Regions from separate parts of the Homo sapiens genome. Here region 2 is linked to region 1. A link is a loop called in an ENCODE intact Hi-C map of the cell type or tissue named here. Cell type or tissue: ascending aorta. All regions are shown on one strand. Each heading gives the region's core, and the rest is flanking DNA. Links, peaks and the distances in the headings are about the cores only.

What was found. A loop is a pair of places that touch in the nucleus more often than their neighbours do. Peaks named below come from ENCODE experiments on the same cell type or tissue, not always from the same donor. Only the 100,000 strongest peaks of a DNase experiment are listed, where the experiment ranks them.
Region 2: a loop joins it to region 1, with 3 times the contacts of the local background. A loop is called at or near these places in 1 of 110 quality-filtered maps.

The regions. Positions count from the first base shown.
Region 1 is chr4:133,748,335-133,760,069 of GRCh38, forward strand. No RefSeq gene overlaps it. Among named protein-coding and RNA genes, the nearest start is that of PABPC4L, 450 kb to the right of the region's middle. In ascending aorta, for the core only: no CTCF peak of the experiment used is centred there; no DNase peak of the experiment used is centred there; H3K4me3 peaks cover 332 bases; H3K27ac peaks cover 397 bases.
Region 2 is chr4:133,148,682-133,160,416 of GRCh38, forward strand. It overlaps PCDH10 (protocadherin 10), which reads left to right and starts at 613. Exons shown (of 5, transcript NM_032961.3): 1 at 613-4,090; 2 at 5,626-5,684; 3 at 6,236-6,342. The coding sequence starts at 1,460. It overlaps PCDH10-DT (PCDH10 divergent transcript), which reads right to left and starts at 435. Exons shown (of 9, transcript NR_125885.1): 1 at 348-435. RefSeq lists an enhancer at 357-416 and a silencer at 527-666. In ascending aorta, for the core only: a CTCF peak has its summit at 6,165; DNase peaks (open chromatin) are centred at 4,020 and 6,180; H3K4me3 peaks cover 2,637 bases; H3K27ac peaks cover 1,699 bases.

The DNA of each region.
Region 1 (11,735 bases), core at 3,813-8,812:
ACATATACCTATGTAACAAACCTGCATTTCTGCACATGTGTCCCATTTTTTAGAAGAAATAATTAATCTAAAATTAAAAAAAACTTTTATTTTGTTTTAAAAAAGAAATGTATAAATAAAATTAGTAGATGTTTAACAGTAGAGACTTAAAAGTAAACGTGAAAGTTTTTTTATTCAAGAAGGCAAAAAGAACAAAAGTATTCATGTAGTTTATGCAATTTCTTTAAATTATGGTAAAGAAAGAGGGCAGAGCAGCTGAGATCACAGCTTAACTTATTACCTAAGAGCATAGCATCAAAATAGGGAGCGAATCGGTTCCAGAGAGCTTTGGAGAATTGAGTGTAACGATGTTGAGATGTGGGCTGAAGAGGAACAAGTAAACCTGATATACCTAAACCAACTCTTATTTTACCTATGGCACAGAACACTAGCAGTTAACTATGTAACCCTGGACCCCAAACAGGCAAATAAATAACCATTTGGCAAAATTAAAAACAAAACAACATAAAAAATTATTTTCTAATATTGAAAAAAATGGCAGTCAACTGAGAATTCTAATGTTAGCATTGGCCCTTTCTCTTTGTGGTGTTTAAACATCACCAGCACAGTGGCAGATTGCTTTTTCATTTGTCCTAAGGTGAAGTTGGATATTTCATATATTCCGCACATGTACACACAGCTCCACATTATATTTTTAGAATTATATTATGTTCTTACATATGAATGACAAAGCACAAATTCCAAAATTTCTATGTAAAAATGAGATACAAAGACTAAGAAAAATATACAGAAAAATCACCCATGGAGAAGAAATAGTCAAAGATGATAAGAGAATAAAATTAAATAAACAAATCAAAACAGGAGGTGAAAAAAGTCTTCTACTAAATATGATAAAAAGTAAATATAATAAATAAGAAAAAAATGCATATATATAACAATTTAGTGAAATAAGGTACAAGAAAGAACACTAAAATATTAAATATATATTGAAAATCAAAAGCAAAATACTTGAAAGTAATAAAAAAGACAAGTATGAAAACAAATGGCATGAAATGAAAATCCTTGTCCCTCATGTCTGGGAATGAAGGAAGGGCAAGAAACTCTCTTATTCGTTGGAACTAGGAGTTTGGGTTAAATGAAAAAGTAAATCATCTTAGCTTTCTAAAAAGTCACATATATAAAAATATATTTATTCTGCTATATTTTGTTATAGGGCCAAGCTTCTTCTCCCTATTTTGAGTGCAAATATTGATCACTTTTTCTTTATAAAACATACCTATGTCATACTTTTTGCAATTTTCATTTTCAGTTTTTTTAAAGTGAAGTGAGAATTCAGAGACTCTTGTAAAAATATACTAAATGCAGTATATTTTTAACGTTTCTGATCCTTTGTAGTTGTGTCACCCACATCTATTCACCAGCAAGTATTTTTAGTGCCTTAGCTTTTTCAAGGCTTTTTAAAACATCTTTAGTTTTCATAAATACAATAGCATTTCTCATTCATGTTCAGTATATTTTATGAAGAAAAGAGACAGCAAATGAGTCAAAACAAATGCTATTTAAAATAGTGTCTAATGTTCAAACTTATTTATATCATTATATATTTGTCTATGCACATATTTTAGTAAAGTTAAAGTTAATGCAATATTTCCAAGAAAAAAAAACTATGCCTGATTGTATGCTTTTATCTTATGTTACATGGAAAACATTGATCTCTCTTTACTTGCTGTGACAAAGATTTTGTTCTCTCACTTTATTGCCTTGATATTGTTTATCTGATTTTTTTTGGTACTTGGTCCAATTTCTGAAGAGCCATTAAGCTTAGATATCTATGACTATTCTTTAATAAATTTCAGGGAGCAATAAAGATTTTAAAGAGCCTATATAAATGTGTACTATATATATACATATATACACACACACACACATATATATATATCATTATATAAAGACAATGAGATGAATCTGAACCTAATTTCATTTTCTTTTACTTAAAATTTAGAAGATTTGGTAATTGTGTTCAACATAGATCCTGTGATATATGGGCAGACTTATATGTCTTTTTAAATGACCTTTTTTTCCACTAAATCACCCATGTAAAATTGCTGCTTAATTTTTCTACTTTTCTTTCTTTCATGTGAAGTTTGGTGACTTATTTTCATATAAAAATGTATTCTTTCTAATAATTTGAACGTAGGTGCCTTATCATGAGTAAGAACATGATGTGACAATATAATAATTAAGAATGCTGGACACATGTGGTGGTTTATGCCTGTAATCCCAGAACTTTGGGCAGGAGCATTGATCAAGTCCAGGAGTTTGAGGCCAGACTGAGCAATGTAGTGAGACTCTGTTTGTACAAATAGTAGTAATAATAAAATAACCAGGCATGGTGGCACATGCCTATAGTCACACCTGCTCAAGAGGCTGAGGTGAGAGGATTTCTTGAACCCAAGAGGCTGTGGCTTCAATGAGCTATGATTGCACCCCTGCACTCTAGCCTGGGTGACAAAGTGAGACCCCATGTGTTAAAAAAATGAAAATAATTTCTTTAAGCCATATAATACATTTCAGGTAACAATAGAGCTTGATATAAATACATAGCCTTACTATAAATTATCATCAGAAAATAATATCAATTTATTATCTTGTATCAGTGAAGACACTGAATGGATATCAAACGGCTAAAGATAAAAAGAACTGAACAATAATATTGTAAACTATTATTATAGTAAGTAAATTGTTTCTCACAGAGATGTGGTTTAGAAGTTTGGAAACAATTGTTTTTGTATACTATGGTTGAACAAATAAGTAAATATGTTGTAGGTCATTTGAGCTAGGTTTCTTGATGAGATAGAAGAAAGTTACTGCAGACTGAGTAACTACTACTCATGGATGGTAATATTGTTGAGAAAAGTTTAAGCAGAACTAGAACATTTGAATTATCTCAAAGTATCTTCTCCCAAATATTTACTAATTACAAAGGGAAAAATAATAATTTCACCATAGTGAATCAACTTTAATCAGATGATCAAGGTCAAGACCTCTAGCAATACCTGTAAATATCAAATACCTTCTGAATAAGGAGGGCACAGTACTTTTGTTTTACTTTTCCCAATAGTGAACACCTCCATTCTGATCATGAAAGAAAAAATATACAACCCCAAATTTAAAGACATTTTATATAAAAAATTAATGACAAGTATTCTTCAGAAGTGCAAAGGTCATAAAAGACAAGAGAAGACTGAGTTATGATCACAGAATGAAGGAAACTAAGAATACAATAAATGTGATGTAGCATACCAGACTGGATCCTCAAACAGCAAAATCACAGTGGAAAGAACGGGCTAAATCCAAACAAGGTCTATATTATAGTTAAAAGTATCGTGACAAAGTTAATTTCTTAGTTTTGATAAATCTCCTATGGTTATGTAACATTTTAACAGAAGAAAAAGCTGAGTAAATGGTACATGAAAATTCTGTGCCATTTTTGCAAGTAGTTATAAATATAAAATTATCACACACATACACATACTAAACATTGAGAGTGTTCTGTATGAAACTGTAGCTGTAGCCATACATCTTTATAACTTAGTCACAACCCATACAATTATCCACCAAAATGTCTAAATTTTATTGTATATAATATTTTTTCAACAAATCAACCAGGACATAGGTGTGCAGACTGATTTGAGGCTATGACAGGTGAATTTAACTATACTAGAAATGTATTACATAAACAAACTGAAGGGGATAGAAAAGAAAAGAGCTGACCTAAGTCAGCTTCATTAAATGTTTGGTGGAAATTGACAGTGAAACTATATAACCCTTGAGTTTTTCTTTTACAGAAAAGTTAGAAACTAGAAAGTCAATTTATTTAATAGGTATAGAGTTATTAAAATTATATATATTATTTTGAGTCAGTTTTATTAGTTTGTGTCTTTTAAGAAATTGGTCTATTTCAGGGGTCCCCAACCCCTGGGCCATGGACTGGTACTGACTGGTCTGTGGTCTGTTAGGAACCAGGCTGCAGAGCAGGAGGTGAGCAAGCATTACAGCCTGAGCTTCAACTCCTGTCAGATCAGTGGTGGCATTAGATTCTCATAGGAGCATGGATCCTGTTGTGAACTGCACATGTGAAGGATCTAGTTTGCATGGTTCTTATGAAAAGCTAATGCCTGATGATCTGAGGAGAAACAGTTTAATCCTTAAACCATCTCCCCACATCTCTCCACCCCCGTCTGTGGAAAAATTGTCTTCCATGAAACCCATCCCTAGTGCCAAAAAGGTTGGGGACTGCTGGTCTTTTCATCCTCATTTTGAACTTATAGTAATATAGTTATTCATGACATTCCCTTATTATTATTTTACCTCTGTGGAGTCTGTGGTGATATCCCTTCTTTTGTATCTGATATTGGTAATTTGTGTCTTCAATTTTTTAATTTTTTGCCACTCTGGCTAGACTTTTCTCAATTTGAATAATACTTTTAAAGAATGGGCTATTGGTTGCATTAGTGTTCTTTATCATTGTTGTGTTTTAAATTTTATTGATTTCAACTTTTATTATATTCATTATTCTACTTGCTTTGGATTTACTTGTATTCTCCTAGTGTTTTAAAATGGAATCTTAGATTATCATTTGAGAACTTTTATTGTTTCTATTATAGCATTTAACATCATAAATTTCCTTCTTAGAACTGCTTTAGCTGCATATCCTAAATTTGGACCGTTTGTGTTTTTAAAAATATCTATGTTGTGTTTTCATTTCTATTCAGTATATTTTTAAAAATTTCCCTTGGGACTTTATCTTTGATTCATGAGGTTTTTAGAAGTTTGTTGCTTAATTTTTAAATATTTGGGAATTTTCCAGTTATCTATTACTGAATTCCAATGTTTTTCAGGTCTTTCATATCCTTACTGTTTTTATATTTATTTGTGCTAAAAATTACTTGGAGGACTGTTTGGGGCTCCAACTAAAATTCTGTATTTATCTATTTCTATTTTCAATTTCATTAGTTTTTGCCTCATGTACTTTCAGGCTCCGTTTTTAGGTACATACATATTTAGGACATTAACAACTTTTTGAAAAATTGACTCTTTTTTCATTATGCATAATAATATTCTTTATTCATAATAATATTTATTCATAATAATATTTCTTGTTTTTAAGTCTAATTTTTCGATAGTAGTATAAATATGCCAACTTTCTTTTGGTTAGTGTTTGCAAGAAATATTTTCTCATCTTTTTACTTCTAGCCACTCTATGTTATTATATTAAAGTGGGTTTCTTGTAGACATATACACTTGAAACTTCTTTTCCTATGTAATTTTTTAAACCTATGTTTTTAACTGTTCTGTTTAGACCACTTACATTTCAAATGATTATTGCTATGACTGAATTATAATGCAACCTCTTGTTAGCTATTTTTAACTTTTTCTCTCATACTTATTTTTATCATTCTACCTTCTCATGTGTAAATGGAAGATTTTTATAATTCCGCTTTATCTAATTTATTGGCTAATTATTTAAATTATTTAATTTAAAAAATCTTATTTTAGTGGTTTTACTAGAGTTTATAATATACACCTCCAATCAATGCCAACATTCAAATATGTTGTCTTAGGTTCTTCTGTGCTGCTATAGTATAATACCAGAAACTGAGTAATTTATAAAGGACATACATGTGTTTCTTATGGTTCTGGAGGCTGGGAAGTCTAAGTTCAAGTCTAAGACACTAGCAGATTCACTGTCTGGTGAAGGCTGCTATCTGCTTTAGGTTGGCACTTCTTACTGTGGCCTCACATGTTGGAAGGAGTTAAAAGGAATTATAAGGTCATTAATCCCATTCATGAGGATTCTGCCCTCATGACTTAATGATGTCTTCAAGGCCCCGCCTCTTAATACTATCACATTAGTGATTAACTTTCAACTTAAGAGTGTTAGGGAACATGTTCAGAACATAGCATTCTACCCCCGCCTCCCCAGATTCATGTTCTTACATCACATGCAGAGTACATTAATTCAATCTCAATAGCCCCAAAGTTTTAATTCATTCCTGCATTCATTTTAAAGTCTAAGTTCAAAAATGTCATCTGAGCATCATCTAAAGTATATATGGGTAAGATTCAAAGTATGATTAATTCTGAGGCAAATTGCTCTCCACCTGTGAACTGTGAAACCAAACAAGTTACGTGTTTCCAAAATACAATGGTGGGACAGGCATAGGGTGGGCATTCCCGTTCCAAAAGGGAAAACTAGGAAAGAATAAAGGGGTAACATCTCCCAAGTAAGTCTAAAACCCAAAGCAAACATTAAATCTTGAGGCATAAAAGTAATCTTTCACTCTATGTCCTGCCTTCTGGACACACTGGAGGTTGGGGATGGGCCCCTAAGGCTCTGGGCAACCCCAGCCTCAGTTTCAGTTTCTCACTCCTACTTCTAATAATATTACTGTCATTCATTTTCACTTAACCATATGCTATAATCAATGACTTCATTGTTACAGTAATTATTTAGAACAAGAGGTTTTTTTTAAATCAATTAAGAATACAAAAATAAAATATTGTATTTTACTTTAACTTATTCCTTCTTTGACACTTTCTCTTTCTTTATGTAGACCTAAGTTACAGATCTATAAAATTTTCCTTTCTTCTAAAGAGCTTCTTTAATATTTATTGTGGGGCAAACCTCCTGGCAAAAATGTCTTTCAGTTTTTGTTTATCTGAGAGTCTTTAGGCCTATTTCATTTTTGAAGAACAATTTATTTTACTCTAGGATTCCAGGTATTTTTTGGAACACTTTAGATATCTCAAATTGTGCTCTTCTTGCTCTAAAGTTTCTGATATTGAGCCCAATATAATTATTATTCTTGTTCTTCTGTTGGAAAGGTATCCCGCTTACCCTGGTTCTTTTTAACCAGGTTTGTCTTTGTCTTTAGCTTGCTGCATTCTGAATATGTTACACCTAGGTAGAAATGCTTTGTAATTATTATATTTGGTATTATCTGAACTTCTTGGATCTGTGATTTGGTGTCTGTAATTAGTTTTTAAAAATTCTTGGCCATTATTATTAATACTTCAAATATTTTTCATCAAGGTTCTTTATTTTTTTTCTCTCTGATGTTCCAATTACATGCATGCTCTGCCTTTTGAAATTGTCCTACTGTTCTTGGATACTATTTTTTTATTTGTTTTTTGCATTTCAGTTTAGAAAGTTTCTATTTACATGTCATCATACTCCCTAATTATTCTCTCAGCTTTGTGCAGTGTTTTAGTTCACTTTATGCAGCTACAACAGAATACCATGAACTGGGTAATTTATAAAGAAAAATTTTATGTCACATAGCCCTGGAGGCTGGGAATTCTAAAAGCATGATGTGGACATCTGGGGAGAGTCTTTTTGCTACATTACAGCATGGTGGAGGGCAAATATACACAGAGAGAGAGAAAGGAGTGAACTTTATTTTAGAACAATTTGCTGTTAGTGTAACTAAACAATTCCCACAATAATGACATTAATCTGTTCACAAGAGCAGAGCCCTCATGACTTAAACACTTTGTAAAGGCCATGCCTTTTTTTTTGGTAAAAGATCATACTCTAAATTTTATTTATTTTAAGATCTGGGATACATGTGGAGGATGTGTAGGTTTGTTACACAGGTAAACATGTGCCATGGTGGTTTGCTGCACCTGTCAGCCCATCACCCAGGTATTAGGCACCACATGAATTGCTATTTATCCTGATCCCTTTTCCCACACCTCCCAACAGCTTCCGGGGTTCATTGTTCCTCCTCCTTCTGTCCATGTCTTCTCATTGTTTAGCTCCCACTTATAAGTGAAAATGTGTAGTGTTAGGTTTTCTGTTTCTGTGTTAATTTGCTGAGGATAGTGAGTTCCAGCTCTATCCATATCCCCGCAAAGGACATTATGCCATTTCTTTTAATGGCTTCATAGTATTCTGTGGTGTATATGAACCACGTTTTATCTATTGCATCTATCATTGGTGGGCATCTGAGTTGATTCCATGTCTTGCTATTGTTAATAGTGCTGCAGTGAACATACGTGTGCATGTATCTTTATAATAGAATTATTTATGTTCTTTTGGGTATATAACCAGTAATGGGATATCTGGGTCAAGTGGTATTTCTGCCTCAAGGTCTTTGAGGAATCACCACATTGTCTTCCACGATGGTTGAACTAATTTACACTCCAACCAACAGTGTAAAACTGTTCCTATTTCTTCACAGCCTTGCCAGCTTCTGTTGTTTCTAGACTTTCTAGTAATTGCCATTCTGACTGGTGTGAGATGATATCTCATTGTGGTTTTGATTTGCATTCCTCTAATGATAAGTGATGTTGAGCTTTTTAAATATATTTCTTGGCTGCATAAATGTCTTTTTGAGAAGTGCCTGTTCATGCACTTGGCCCACTTTTTTTTTTTTTTTTTTTTTTTTTTGAGACAGAGTCTCACTCTGTTGCCCAGGCTGGAGTGCAGTGGCACAATCTTGGCTCACTGCAACCTCCGCCTCCTGGATTTAAGTGATTCTCCTGCCTCAACCTCCCGAGTAGCTGGGACATGGTAGCAGGTTCATGCCACTATGCCCAGCTAGTTTTTGTACTTTTTAGTAGAGACAGAGTTTCACCATATTGGTCAGGTTGGTCTTGAACTCTTGACCTTGTGATTACCCACCTCACCCTCCGAAAGTGCTGGGATTACAGGTGTGAGCCCGGCCTTGCCCACTTTTTAATGGGATTTTTTTTTTTTGGCTCGTAAATTTGTTTAAGTTCTTTGTAGATTCTAGATATTAGACCATTGACAGAAGGATAGATTGAAAAAATTTTCTCCCATTCTGTAGGTTGTCTATTCACTCTAATGATAGTTTCGTTTGCTGTGCAGAAGCTCTTTAGTTTAATTAGATCCCATTTGTCAATTTTTGCTTTTGTTGTAATTGCTTTTGGTGTTTTTATCATGAATCTTTTCCCATGCCTATGTCCTGAATGGTAGTGCCTAGATTTTCTTCTAGGGTTTTTATAGTTTTGGTTTTACATTTAAGTCTTTAATTCAACTTGAGCTAATTTTTGTAGAAGGTGTAAGGAAGGGGTGCAGTTTCAATTTTCTGCATATGATTAGCCAGTTTTCCCACCACCATTTATTAAATAGGGAATCCTTTCTCCATTGCTTGTTTTTGTCAGGTTGGTTGAAGATCAGATTATTGTAGATGTGCAGTCTTATTTCTGATACCTCTATTCTTCCATTGGTGTATGTGTCTGTTTTTGTACCAGAACCATGCTGTTTTGGTATTTTGTAGGTCTCTAAGAACTTGTTTCATGAAGCTGCATGCTTCTGTTTGGGGTGAATATCTATTTAGGGTAGTTAGTTCTTCTTATTGAATTGATCTCTTTACCATTATGTAATGTCCTTTTTGTCTTTTTTGATCTTTGTTTGTTTGAAGTCTGTTTTGTCAGAAACTAGTATTGCAACCCCTGTCAATTTCTGCTTTCCATTTGCTTAGTAAATTTTTCTCCATCCCTTTATTTTGAGCCTATGTATGTCTTTGCATGAGAGGTGTGTCTCTTGAATACAGCACAGAAATGTGTCTTGACTCTTTATCCAGTTTGCCATTCTGTGTCTTTTAATTGGGACATTTATTTCATTTACATTTAAGGTTAATATTGTTATGTGTGAATTTGATCATGTCATCATGATGTTAGCTCATTATTTTGCAGACTTGTTGATGTAGTTGTTTCGTAGTGTTGTTGTTCTGTGTACTTCAGTGTGTTTTTGCAGTGGCTGATAATGGTTTTTCCTTTCCACATTTAGTGTTTTCTTCAGGAGCTCTTACAAGGCAAACATAGGGCCACAAATTCCCTCAGCATTGGCTTGTCTGGAAAGGATTTTATTTCTCCTTTGCTTATGAAGTTTAGTTTGGCTGGATATGAAATTCTGGTTGGAAATTCTTTTTTTTAAAGAATGTTGATATTGGCTCACAATCTCTCCTGACTTGTAGGGTTTCCTGCGAGAGGTCTGCTGTTAGTCTGATGGGCTTCTTTTTGTAGGTGACCCTATCTTTCTTTCTGGCTGCCCTTACAATTTTTTCCTTCTTTTTGACTTTGGAGAATCTGAAGATTATGTGTGTTGGTGTTAATCTTCTCATGGAGTATCTTACTGAGGTTCTCTGAATTTCCTGAATTTGAATGTTGGCTTGTCTTGCTAGGTTGGGGAAGTTCTCCTGGATAATATCTTAAAGTAAGTTTTTTAACTTGGTTCTGTTCTCCCTGTCTCTGTCAGGTATCCCAATCAGTCATAGGTTTAATCTTTTTTACATAATCCCATAGTTCTCGGAGGTTTTGTTTATTTCTTTTCATTCTTTTTTCTTTAATCTTGTCTGCCTGTCTTACTTTAGCAAGATAGTGTTTAAGCTCTGAAATTCTTTCCTCTGTTTGGTCTATTTGGTTATTGATATTTGTGGTTGCATTGTGAAGTTCTCGTTTTGTGTTTCTCAGCTCCTTCCAGTCATTTATGTTCCACTCTAAACTGATTATGATTAATAGCTTCTGTAATGTTTTATCATGGTTCTTAGCTTCTTTGCATTGAGTTAGAACATACTCCTTTAGTTCAGCAAAGTCTGTTATTACTTACCTTCTGAAGCCTACTTCCATCTAGCCATCCATCTCAGCCTCTGCCCTGTTCTGTGCCCTTGCAGGAAAGGTGTTTGATCCTTTGGAGGAGAAAAGGCACTCTGGCTTTTTGAATTTTGGCATTTTTTTCATGGATTCTTATCTTTGTGAGTTTATTTAGCTTCAATCTTTGAGGCTGCTGACCTTTGGATGGGGTTTTCGTGGGAATTTTTTTATTGATGCTGTGTTGTTGTTGCTTTTTGTATGTTTGTTTTTCTTTTAACAGTCAGGCCCTTCTTCAGTAGGGCTGCTGCAGTTTGCTGGGGTGAACTCCAGACCTGAATTTCCTGGGTCTCTCCTGCACCCGGAGATGTCACCAGTGGAGGCTGCAGAAGAGAAAAGATGACTGCCTCTTCTTCTGGGATCTCTGTCCCACAGGGACTCTGACCTGGTGCTGGTGGAAATGCTTCTATACAAGGTGTCTGGTGACCCCTGTTGAGGTGTCTCACCCAGTCAGGAGGCATGGGATCTGGGACCCACTTAATAAAGTGCTTTGCCTCCCCCTTGGTGGAGGGAGTGTGCTGCACTGGGGGGAATCCCACTCGTCTGGACTGCCCAGATTCCTCAGAGTCAGCAGGACAAAAGACTAAGTCTGCTTGTTTGCAGAGACCACAGCCACTCCTCCCCGCAAGGGCTCAGTCCCAGGGAGATCAGAATTCCTCCCTAATCCATGGCTAGAGTTGCTAAAATTCCTGCAGGGAGGCCTCACCCAGTGAGGAGGAATGGGTCAGCGTCCTGTCTGAAGAGGCAATCTGGCAGGCTGGGCGTGGTGGCTCACGTCTGTAATCCCAACACTTTGGGAGGCCGAGGCGGGTGGATCACGAGGTCAGGATCAAGACCATCCTGGCTAACACGGTGAAACCCCGTCTCTACTAAAAATAAAAAATATTAGCTGGGCATGGAGGTGGGCGCCTGTAGTCCCAGCTACTCGGGAGGTTGAGGCAGGAGAATGGTGTGAACCTGGGAGGCAGAGCTCGCAGTGAGCCGAGATCGCACCACTGCACTCCAGCCTGGGCGCAAGACTCCGTCCCCACCGCCCCCCAAAAAAGGCAGTCTGG
Region 2 (11,735 bases), core at 4,018-9,017, 600 kb before region 1:
CCTCCACCCCCTACTCCGTATGCTTCGCGCCTTTCCTCACGGCCCCGTCAGACCCCCTCACCTTTAGATTGACACATGCCATATAATACTCACTTTTAAAATGCCCTGCCAGTCTCTGCTAGGGTCCCTTAATTAGGTAACCCTTGCCAATTAGTGGGCCCTGCGCTACTTTTTCCCTTCTCGATGATTTATTTCCATGATGCGTATTAGGGAAAATACCTTAAAGGAAAAAGAATGTTAGCATCATTGGAAATCCCGCTCCTAGGAGAGGATATCGCAGCTGTTGCTATTATGTTTTCGCATTTGCTGATGCAAACAGGGGAACCTCTCTATTCCCTCCCCATTACCTGCGGCTGGGGACTGGGAACTTTCCGCGGCATTGTCCCCAGCCAGCGCCTCGGGACCTGCGGGGCTGTTCTCGCTCTCACACTCACACTCACCCCGGCCGCTCGGGCGAGAGTTCTGTCCCGCCCCGCCCGGCTGCCGCGTGACGTGTCTGTTTGGCGGCCAGTTTGGCCAATCATCGGCAGCTCGGTGGGTGGTGCTCCTGGGCGATTGGTTGGCAGAATGAGGGCGCTGCGCAAAAACGGAGAAGCCGAGCGCTCGGAGCTCAGAAACTGCCAGCCCAGACCACAGGCTCAGAGGCTGAAGCAGGAGGAAGGAAGGACTGGAAGGAAAAAGAGACAGGTTAGAGGGAAAGAGGCTTGGGAAGAAAACAGCAGAAAAGAAACTGCTCATTACACTTACAGAGAGGCAAGTAACGGTGGAGATGAGGACAGAGGGAACCAAGACTCTGAAAGACAAAAAATACAAATAGAGCGAAAGAGGAAAAAAATGTCAAGAAGAACATCCATCCGGAGAAATGAAGAGAATGAAAGTTTTAAGCTGCAGAGCCGTTCTGTGCTTTTCCGGCACAAAATTATATCGCTGATTTTAAGCCCTTTTGCATTTGCCAGCCGTTGACATTAAGAGGCATGTTTAACGGTGCCAACAGCATCTCCTTTTCCTTCTCCTCTTCCTCTTCTTCTTCTTCCTCCTCCTCCTCCTCTTTTTCCTCCTCCTCGTTCTCCTCCCATCAGCAAGAAGACAAACCGAGGACAGTCTTGAAATATCGAAATTTCCTCTTTGGGATTTGCCAGCGCCAAGACTGTCGGAATAAAGGACGCTGACTATTGTATTATTGTTATTTTATTAATTAGTCAGTGGAAAGATTACAGATGAGGAAAGGGGACGCCTGTCACCCTTCCTGTGCTAAGATTTAAAAAAAAATGAGGCTGGATTGCGGGAAGCTCTAAAATGAAGCAAAAGGAGTAAGATTTTTAAAGACAGAAAGCCACAGGAGCCCCCACGTAGCGCACTTTTATTTGTATTTTTTCAGATTTTTTTTTGTTTCGTGGTGGTGGGGGAGGTGATTGGGTGGCTGACTGGCTGCGGGAAGCTACTTCCTTTCCTTTTGGAGATGATTGTGCTATTATTGTTTGCCTTGCTCTGGATGGTGGAAGGAGTCTTTTCCCAGCTTCACTACACGGTACAGGAGGAGCAGGAACATGGCACTTTCGTGGGGAATATCGCTGAAGATCTGGGTCTGGACATTACAAAACTTTCGGCTCGCGGGTTTCAGACGGTGCCCAACTCAAGGACCCCTTACTTAGACCTCAACCTGGAGACAGGGGTGCTGTACGTGAACGAGAAAATAGACCGCGAACAAATCTGCAAACAGAGCCCCTCCTGTGTCCTGCACCTGGAGGTCTTTCTGGAGAACCCCCTGGAGCTGTTCCAGGTGGAGATCGAGGTGCTGGACATTAATGACAACCCCCCCTCTTTCCCGGAGCCAGACCTGACGGTGGAAATCTCTGAGAGCGCCACGCCAGGCACTCGCTTCCCCTTGGAGAGCGCATTCGACCCAGACGTGGGCACCAACTCCTTGCGCGACTACGAGATCACCCCCAACAGCTACTTCTCCCTGGACGTGCAGACCCAGGGGGATGGCAACCGATTCGCTGAGCTGGTGCTGGAGAAGCCACTGGACCGAGAGCAGCAAGCGGTGCACCGCTACGTGCTGACCGCGGTGGACGGAGGAGGTGGGGGAGGAGTAGGAGAAGGAGGGGGAGGTGGCGGGGGAGCAGGCCTGCCCCCCCAGCAGCAGCGCACCGGCACGGCCCTACTCACCATCCGAGTGCTGGACTCCAATGACAATGTGCCCGCTTTCGACCAACCCGTCTACACTGTGTCCCTACCAGAGAACTCTCCCCCAGGCACTCTCGTGATCCAGCTCAACGCCACCGACCCGGACGAGGGCCAGAACGGTGAGGTCGTGTACTCCTTCAGCAGCCACATTTCGCCCCGGGCGCGGGAGCTTTTCGGACTCTCGCCGCGCACTGGCAGACTGGAGGTAAGCGGCGAGTTGGACTATGAAGAGAGCCCAGTGTACCAAGTGTACGTGCAAGCCAAGGACCTGGGCCCCAACGCCGTGCCTGCGCACTGCAAGGTGCTAGTGCGAGTACTGGATGCTAATGACAACGCGCCAGAGATCAGCTTCAGCACCGTGAAGGAAGCGGTGAGTGAGGGCGCGGCGCCCGGCACTGTGGTGGCCCTTTTCAGCGTGACTGACCGCGACTCAGAGGAGAATGGGCAGGTGCAGTGCGAGCTACTGGGAGACGTGCCTTTCCGCCTCAAGTCTTCCTTTAAGAATTACTACACCATCGTTACCGAAGCCCCCCTGGACCGAGAGGCGGGGGACTCCTACACCCTGACTGTAGTGGCTCGGGACCGGGGCGAGCCTGCGCTCTCCACCAGTAAGTCGATCCAGGTACAAGTGTCGGATGTGAACGACAACGCGCCGCGTTTCAGCCAGCCGGTCTACGACGTGTATGTGACTGAAAACAACGTGCCTGGCGCCTACATCTACGCGGTGAGCGCCACCGACCGGGATGAGGGCGCCAACGCCCAGCTTGCCTACTCTATCCTCGAGTGCCAGATCCAGGGCATGAGCGTCTTCACCTACGTTTCTATCAACTCTGAGAACGGCTACTTGTACGCCCTGCGCTCCTTCGACTATGAGCAGCTGAAGGACTTCAGTTTTCAGGTGGAAGCCCGGGACGCTGGCAGCCCCCAGGCGCTGGCTGGTAACGCCACTGTCAACATCCTCATAGTGGATCAAAATGACAACGCCCCTGCCATCGTGGCGCCTCTACCAGGGCGCAACGGGACTCCAGCGCGTGAGGTGCTGCCCCGCTCGGCGGAGCCGGGTTACCTGCTCACCCGCGTGGCCGCCGTGGACGCGGACGACGGCGAGAACGCCCGGCTCACTTACAGCATCGTGCGTGGCAACGAAATGAACCTCTTTCGCATGGACTGGCGCACCGGGGAGCTGCGCACAGCACGCCGAGTCCCGGCCAAGCGCGACCCCCAGCGGCCTTATGAGCTGGTGATCGAGGTGCGCGACCATGGGCAGCCGCCCCTTTCCTCCACCGCCACCCTGGTGGTTCAGCTGGTGGATGGCGCCGTGGAGCCCCAGGGCGGGGGCGGGAGCGGAGGCGGAGGGTCAGGAGAGCACCAGCGCCCCAGTCGCTCTGGCGGCGGGGAAACCTCGCTAGACCTCACCCTCATCCTCATCATCGCGTTGGGCTCGGTGTCCTTCATCTTCCTGCTGGCCATGATCGTGCTGGCCGTGCGTTGCCAAAAAGAGAAGAAGCTCAACATCTATACTTGTCTGGCCAGCGATTGCTGCCTCTGCTGCTGCTGCTGCGGTGGCGGAGGTTCGACCTGCTGTGGCCGCCAAGCCCGGGCGCGCAAGAAGAAACTCAGCAAGTCAGACATCATGCTGGTGCAGAGCTCCAATGTACCCAGTAACCCGGCCCAGGTGCCGATAGAGGAGTCCGGGGGCTTTGGCTCCCACCACCACAACCAGAATTACTGCTATCAGGTATGCCTGACCCCTGAGTCCGCCAAGACCGACCTGATGTTTCTTAAGCCCTGCAGCCCTTCGCGGAGTACGGACACTGAGCACAACCCCTGCGGGGCCATCGTCACCGGTTACACCGACCAGCAGCCTGATATCATCTCCAACGGAAGCATTTTGTCCAACGAGGTAAGGCTGAAGCGAAAGGACCACCATCTCTCATCTCCTCCATCAGAAAGCCTCCTCTAGCCCGGCCCTTGTATCTCTGGTGCACTGTATCTATTTTTAGGATATTAGCTTATGTGTATCGTTGTGGGAGCAGAGATGGGCGGTCACCTTCTCCCACTCCTTCGTGTGTAACCTAACTTTCGCGTTGTTCCACCCTTTCACATTTATTTTCATTCCGTCCCCTTGGTACTTTGCCACCTTGGAGCTCCCTCCTTTGCTCTTCCATCCTGTCAGTCCTTTCCCTTCTCAGTAACCTGGGCATGAAGGGAAACTGCGTGAAGGGAGAGGGAAATGTGGAGGAGGGACTTACTTTCTAGCACTGGCAAAGGTCTTTTTTCTTTGCGTCTGTCCCAGGCATTAATAAAGTTGGCTCTATTTTGCTTTGTTTAACGATGCTTTTAGTCGCGTGTACAAGTAAGCTATAGATTGTTTAACTTTACACAGTTGTCTAACCTCGAATTCATGTTTTAGTGAACAAGTTACCAGATCCTTCTCCTCTGAACTCGGGTTGCAAAAAAAGCCTTCAGTTCGGCTCTGGACAGCATTTACAGACGCTCTTGAAGCCGAGCGCCCACACAGTGTGAATTTGAATGAAGCTGCGTTGGCACAAACCCCTGTTAAGAGTAAACTAACGAAAGGCTTAAACAATTGTTGTCTTAAATATATCTTTTTAGCTAATAATCACCTTCTTGCCACTGTTTTGGATAAATCACGCTGTTGGCTTTCTTCATAAAAGAATTTGGCTTGTCAATTCTGACTTCTTTTTAAAAGGATGGAGAAGTGACAAAGTCGGAGGGTGGGGGTTGGGGGGAGAACAAAGTTGGTTTATGTGAAAGAAAGCTTGGACCGGAAAGGTGTGTGGGTGGTAGAGGTGGGGAGGCGAATGCAGAGGGCCTTTGGAGGGGAAAAGAATGGGGGTGGTGGGGGGCGGGCAGGATTATGAACTCCTTTCCTGGCAGGTTATTTTATTTGAGTCTTAGATATTATTAATTGACTTTCATGAATATTTGTACAGCTCATTTGTATCTTAAGCACATTTTGAAAATAAACAACAACATAATTCCATGAAATATCCAAACTTTTTGCTTATTGAGCGTGCTGTTTTTCTTGTGTCAACCAGTATGCACCTAAACACTTTTTTAAGCCACTGAAGGAAAAGACAGCAGAATATAAACAGGTTGACTCTGTTAGAGACAATAGTATATGAGCTCTAGCCATGAGGTCATTTGCATTTTCTCTTTAAAAAACACACACACATTTAAAGTTAGCCAATTTTTTTTTAACCTTTACAAGTGACTAAAATGTGGATTTAAGTGTCCCTGCATATCTCCCCTGCCCTTACACAGCAATCACTAGGATGAGGTTTTAGGAGAGCTTGGAAATTCATAAAAATGTATACAATTACTTAAGCTAGATATAGTTCCTAACCTCAAAAGTAGACTGCTAGTTCAACCCATAGCATTCAAATGCTCTTGATTTATTTATTTTTTTCCTAGACTAAACACCAGCGAGCAGAGCTCAGCTATCTAGTTGACAGACCTCGCCGAGTTAACAGGTATGGACTCTTTTTTTCCCTAGCAGTAATGGACAATTTACAACCTAGTAAAAGTAGGAAGTAGGTATATTATTCTAAATTAAAATTGAAATGTATAAAATATTTTCAATTAAGGCAGGACATAAATATGAACTATATTGTGTTTCCTAGACAATACATTAAAAATTATACATTATATTTCATTTATATACAACGCTTAAACTATATTTGAATATTTTGTCAATTTACACTCCTACACAGCTTCCGATAGTCTTCCTCACTGTTCCAAATGTATATTTATATCTATTTTATGAAAATGATATAAACATGTATTTAGCTCCAATTATAGAGTAATGCCTAAACTTTACATGACTTAAGTGCTCAAAATGACTGTTAATCGATCATTTTTAAATAGTTAAGCTTAGGCTATAAAAACTAGCTTTATGCAGAAACAAAGCCAACTAAGAGGTCTGTGAGTCTGCAGCACCATCTGTGACCATGTGGTGGCAGAAGAATGTTTTCTGTGTTTCTTCACCTTTTTTATTCTAATATTCACATTTTTGTACTTCTAGTTCTGCATTCCAGGAAGCCGACATAGTAAGCTCTAAGGACAGTGGTCATGGAGACAGTGAACAGGGAGATAGTGATCATGATGCCACCAACCGTGCCCAGTCAGCTGGTAAGTGTGATCAAAGGGCAATCTAAATGCTAACTTTTATAGTTTTTGTTTTTAAAAATAAACGTAGGAAGGATGATGTCCTAGGCAATTTTCCATAGGTCTAATGCTGGTAACTCTACAGAAAAATAGTGTCACTCTACTTTGATATTTGCAGACTTAAAGAGAATTGTAAAAATGCAATGTTCCTTTGGAGAGTTAATGTTAGGAATTCATTGTAGAGAGTGTCAGAATACGAAATATATCTTGCTTATGTAATGTTCTTTAATGGACACATTGCATACAGAAAGACATAGCTCTCTCACTTGGTCCAGTTACCAGTCTTCAGTCAATTAAGGTATTCTTAAACTTGTTTATGGATGAGATAACTGAAGATAAATAAAATTGATTGACCTGCACAAGGTCACAAGAAGATAAATGGATGATTGAAGACTAGAATCCACATTTCTTGTTTTCCAGGGCAATGCATTTTACACACCACCAAGTATTGAATGAGAAAAGTAATGGTGATTAAAAGTCATTAATGGATTGAAAACAGAGTTTCTAATCTTGAGTCTTAGGCTTCAGAACGTTAGGTAATATGTGATAATGTGTATTTTTTGAAGTGTCCTTGGTTTCTTCATATTTTCAACAGGGTCCATGACACATCAAAAGGTGAACTCTGAGTATATTTGTTTGTGGGCTTGATGGTAGTCACTGATAGGTTTCAATGTGCTATATATTCATTTTATTTCACTTTTCTTTTTAGAAAGTCAAGTTTTATGAGATCCTGGTAACTCTTATTACTAATACTAAAAGGAAACTCTTACATGAAATAAAATATGTATGTTAAAATGAAAATGATTTAATAAACTTCTGGTGTCCTTCCTAATTTTTTGGTTTTCATCTTTGAAGGGTGTTTGTTGAATATTTTACTTTTTCTATCTAGTTTTGTGTTTATTTGACACATGAAGAAATAGAAAGGCTAGTCAACTTTTCTAACTCCTGAAAATGTCGATCTTAGACTGTCTTTGGGTTCAACTCTCTTGAGACTGGACCTTTATTTTACTTAATAATATAACCATAGAGTGATAGGTTCTCATTTTCAAGGTGATATTAGTCCTCGAGAGCACCCATTCCTTAACACACTTGTGGACCTCTGGATGGTGCTGAGGCAGTGTGTCAAAGGGCAGCGTACACCCCATGGTGGCCTGGCAGCAGTGGTTGCTACAAGCCTCTCACTTGGCTAATGTGTGCTGTGTCTGTGGCTGCCTTAGCCTTGGGAAACCCAGGCAGGAGGAAGGGAAAAAAGGCTGCTCAAGGGTCTCTTTATATTGCTGTGAGTCATTAATATGCAGGCCTAATGAGACTTGAGAACTGCCAAGAATCCCCGGAGGTCTCTGCCCCTTGCGGGCCTTCACGCTAAGTGAACAGAGCATCTATTTAGTGTCTGGGAACCTGACAACAAACCAGATCTTGCCAGAAGTTTATATGTGCGTACAAAGTCCCTTTCATTTTTGCCCTATATATGGCATATGATTTATTGTTATCTTTAAAAACTGTACATTTAGCATTGCTCATTCCTGTTCTTTTTCAGAGTTTCTAATTTAACTGTCAACCTTTTAAAACTTTTAAAACAAAATGTTTAATGTTTTAAAGAGTATCTGTTGCATGTTTCTTTGGATGCATTTTACTCCTTTCCCACCCCACACGCCCCGCTTTGTTTTTCCTGTAGCACTTCAATCTCAATGAACATTTCAATTAGTTTAGTCCCTCAGACATAATGACCCATAATAACCTAACTGAAGAAAGAGAAATGAATAAACATCTGCAAAAGAGCCAAATTTGGAAGATAGATGAGAACATATTCTTATCAGTGCATCTTCCCAGTAGCTACTTTATTTCACAGTCACTCAGTGTTACCATTTCTGTAATGTTTCTTTCAAATTATTGGAGATGTCAAAGCATTTAAAAGAATACTAAAATGTTAAAATGTGTTGTGGAAAACATTTCAGCCAGGCAGTTTTTGTTTTTATCAAAATGTTAAAATTTTTTTGTATCTTTAAGTTCTTAAACATGTAAAAGTGTTACAGAATTAACAATCCTTTTATGTATCTTATTAGTAGTTACACGGCAGCCACAACATACTGGGCACAATAATAGCTATTTTAGGATTGTAATAAAGCACTTATGTTAAGAAGTGATTGCACCTTTGTGTGCTGAATTGCAATCAGATTTAATGTCTAATTTTATTGTAAGAATAATTTTGAAGTGTTTTCTTTTTTAAGTATAAAACCTCAAATGCAGAGAATTAAAATGCATTTGCTTAAAGACTTTTTTCAATCCATACTGCTGTTATGTACTATAAACCTCACATCAGGCAGCTAGACTATTTCCAAAAATTTAAGCCCATTTCAGATAAATCTGTTTTATTTCATTGTAAAGCCAGATATTAATGATTTTCCAATTTTGCAAAATTAGGTAATATTACTCATAGCATAGCTTTCTAAGTTCAGGATAGGAAAAAAACCTTGTGTTATAATAAGCAAATCTCACTTAACTAGGTTTTAGTAGGGAAAAGTTAGATTATCAAGCAAAACTAACATTGGAAAGATAGAGACTCCGAATTCTCTCTTTCAGTTTGTACCATATTCCACACTATAGTGTACAGACTATTTAGCTTAGTGCTTCACCTGTTTAAACTTCCTTTTTCTTTATTCCTATTTCTTTTTCTACATTAACATTATTCTGTATTATTTATTTAGATATGCCTTCTATTTATTCTTTTATGAATAGTTTTCTTTTTTTGTTCTATCTTCCACCCCCTCCTTCTTGCTTTTCTTTTTTCTAAGCCATTTGCCGTCACCAATGTTGTTCATAGAAGGGCTTTAAACACGAAGGCAGCTGCACAGAGAATCACATAAGCTTTTTCAGTTTTCCACTGCACCTGGCTCCATGTGTGAAATTCTTCGCCTTGACCACTGCTCTGTGGCACTTTCTTTCTATAGCCTTGTCAAGGTGCTTCCCGTTTTTTTCAGTGAACTATTGATGTATTGGTTAGATATGGCAGTAGTCCAAGGAGAAGTGGCAAATGCAGACATAAACCATCACAAGAGGAAAAACTGATTAATCACAGCTTAAACAGCCAAAGAATTGGACTTTAAAGAAATATATTTTCAACTTTATTATATCATTAAAGCATAATTATTTCTTCTATTTTAGGATACAGATAGAATATTTTAAATTGTATATTCTTAAACATTTTAATATTATTTGAGGTATATCTAAAGTGATCTGTTTAGTAGTGAGAGGTTGCTTTTCCCGTTATAAAATACCTACATTGTCAATAATGCTAAGCTTAATTATAGATTTATTTTTAATACCTTGTGCCTTTAAAAAAATATGTTGAAGAGATAATCCTAATAAGTGATTGAATTACTTGTTAGACATTCTCTGAAAATTGTCAAATTTCTCTTCAATAATTTTTTCTTTCAGTTATAGGAGAACTTATCTTCCAAATATGTTTAGTTTCTAACTAATTATAGATATAATGCATGGTCAAAATTTGGCTATGAATTTTAAAAATAAAGTGATTTGATTGGTCAATAATTTCAAATTAGTAGATAAAATATACCATTGAAATGCATTAAGCCAGTGCATTACTACAGTGTCAGCAATAGAATTCTTGGTTTATTATAAACACAAATACCTATTTCCAAACTCCATTAAGAATTTAGATAATTGCCAAGTTTGATTTTGGGTTTATATATAAAATGGATTTACACCAGTATTTATAAAACCTTATTCACTGGTGAAACTTTGAGCTGCAACTTGAAAATGTGCAGAGATTTATAACTGGAGGCAATATAGAAGATGAAATATTGAGAGGAAATGGTGAAAAATATATACATTTTGAAAGATTATTGGTAGGGAGAAAATTTTGATGGGCATATTTTGATTTTTTTCATGAGTGAGTTATGTTAATAACTATCTGCTTCAAAACCATGTTTTTCTAAAACATACTGCAATTTTTGTGGTTACAATTAATGTATTTTAAGTCGTTAAAAGAGGACTAGAAATCTCAAAAAATGAAAAGTTTTATATCTTCTTTAAAATTAATTTATCATATTTGGAAAAAAATAAACGCTTTGAATGAAAGCTTGTTGCACAAAAAGAAATGTTCACGCAATATTGTATTATGACAGTCACCGAAAAAGTAGCACAAATTGAATTCTAAAATTTTTGAAATCACAATTTGGTCTCAATGGAAATATCCACTGCCTGTGAGTGTACAGGACAAGTTACTTGCCAGTTGAAAACCATGTACTTTAAAATTTGTCTAAATATATCTTTGCATAACAGGCAGTCTATCACATCAGCTATCATCCCTTGCAGAACAGATTATTTCTGAAAAGTGGAAAAAATAAATAACTAGAAAAAGAGATTGCAAGTAAAAGGTATATGTTGAAACATTTATTAGATATTACCAAAATTTCAAAACTGAGGTTTGGAATAATAGACATTGGAGACTCTGAAAGGTGGGAAGACTGAAGCCAGGTGAGGGATGTGAAATTATCTAATGAGTACAATTTACATTATTCAGGTGATGGTTACACTAAAAATCCAGACTACACCACCATAACAAAATTGCACTTGTATCCCTAAAGTCTATTTAATTGTTTTTTTAATTTAATTGAGTTTTGGTCTGTAATTTTCTGTTCTAAAATCCCACAGTTTCCATAGTAAGGCATTTGAATGAGAAAAAGAAAAATTAAGTTAAACTTATTAACTTTTGAGCTGCCAATTTGAGCTATTAAAAAATTGTAAGAGCAGTGTTAAAGTTATGCATTTTAATATATCCTAGCTACTGTAATATCTGGCATCCCTGTGCATCATAAAGTCATTTATCACAACAAAACTTAAATATGCCTCTGCTTACTTGGTAATTAAAGTGCTATATTTAATGGGACTAGGGACAGGAGATAAAAGATAAAATGTTAGTTATACAGTATCTTCCAAAGGTGAGGAATCGTAATGGAATAAATTTATGTAGCTCTCAAACTATATAACTACATAACAAATGAAAAAATCAATTTTTAATTAATTTTTCTGTTACTTATCTGAAGTTTATTGATTTACTATTTACGTTGTTTTAAATGTTTGTTTCTATGTCTGATTTTTCTTCCTGAGAAATAGGTACACTTATCAATAATACTGGTGAAACATTTATGTACAATTTGAGCCACCTTACCTTTCCTTCTAGTTATATGAAGCTGTATATTATTACTAAAGGACTTCCACTTTAAAAGGATTAATTCATAGATTTATTAAGAACATTATTTACATGTTTATTGCCTCTGTAGAGTGATACTGTTCATTGAACAAAAAACTTTTTCTATATCCTCACTTTTTTTTTT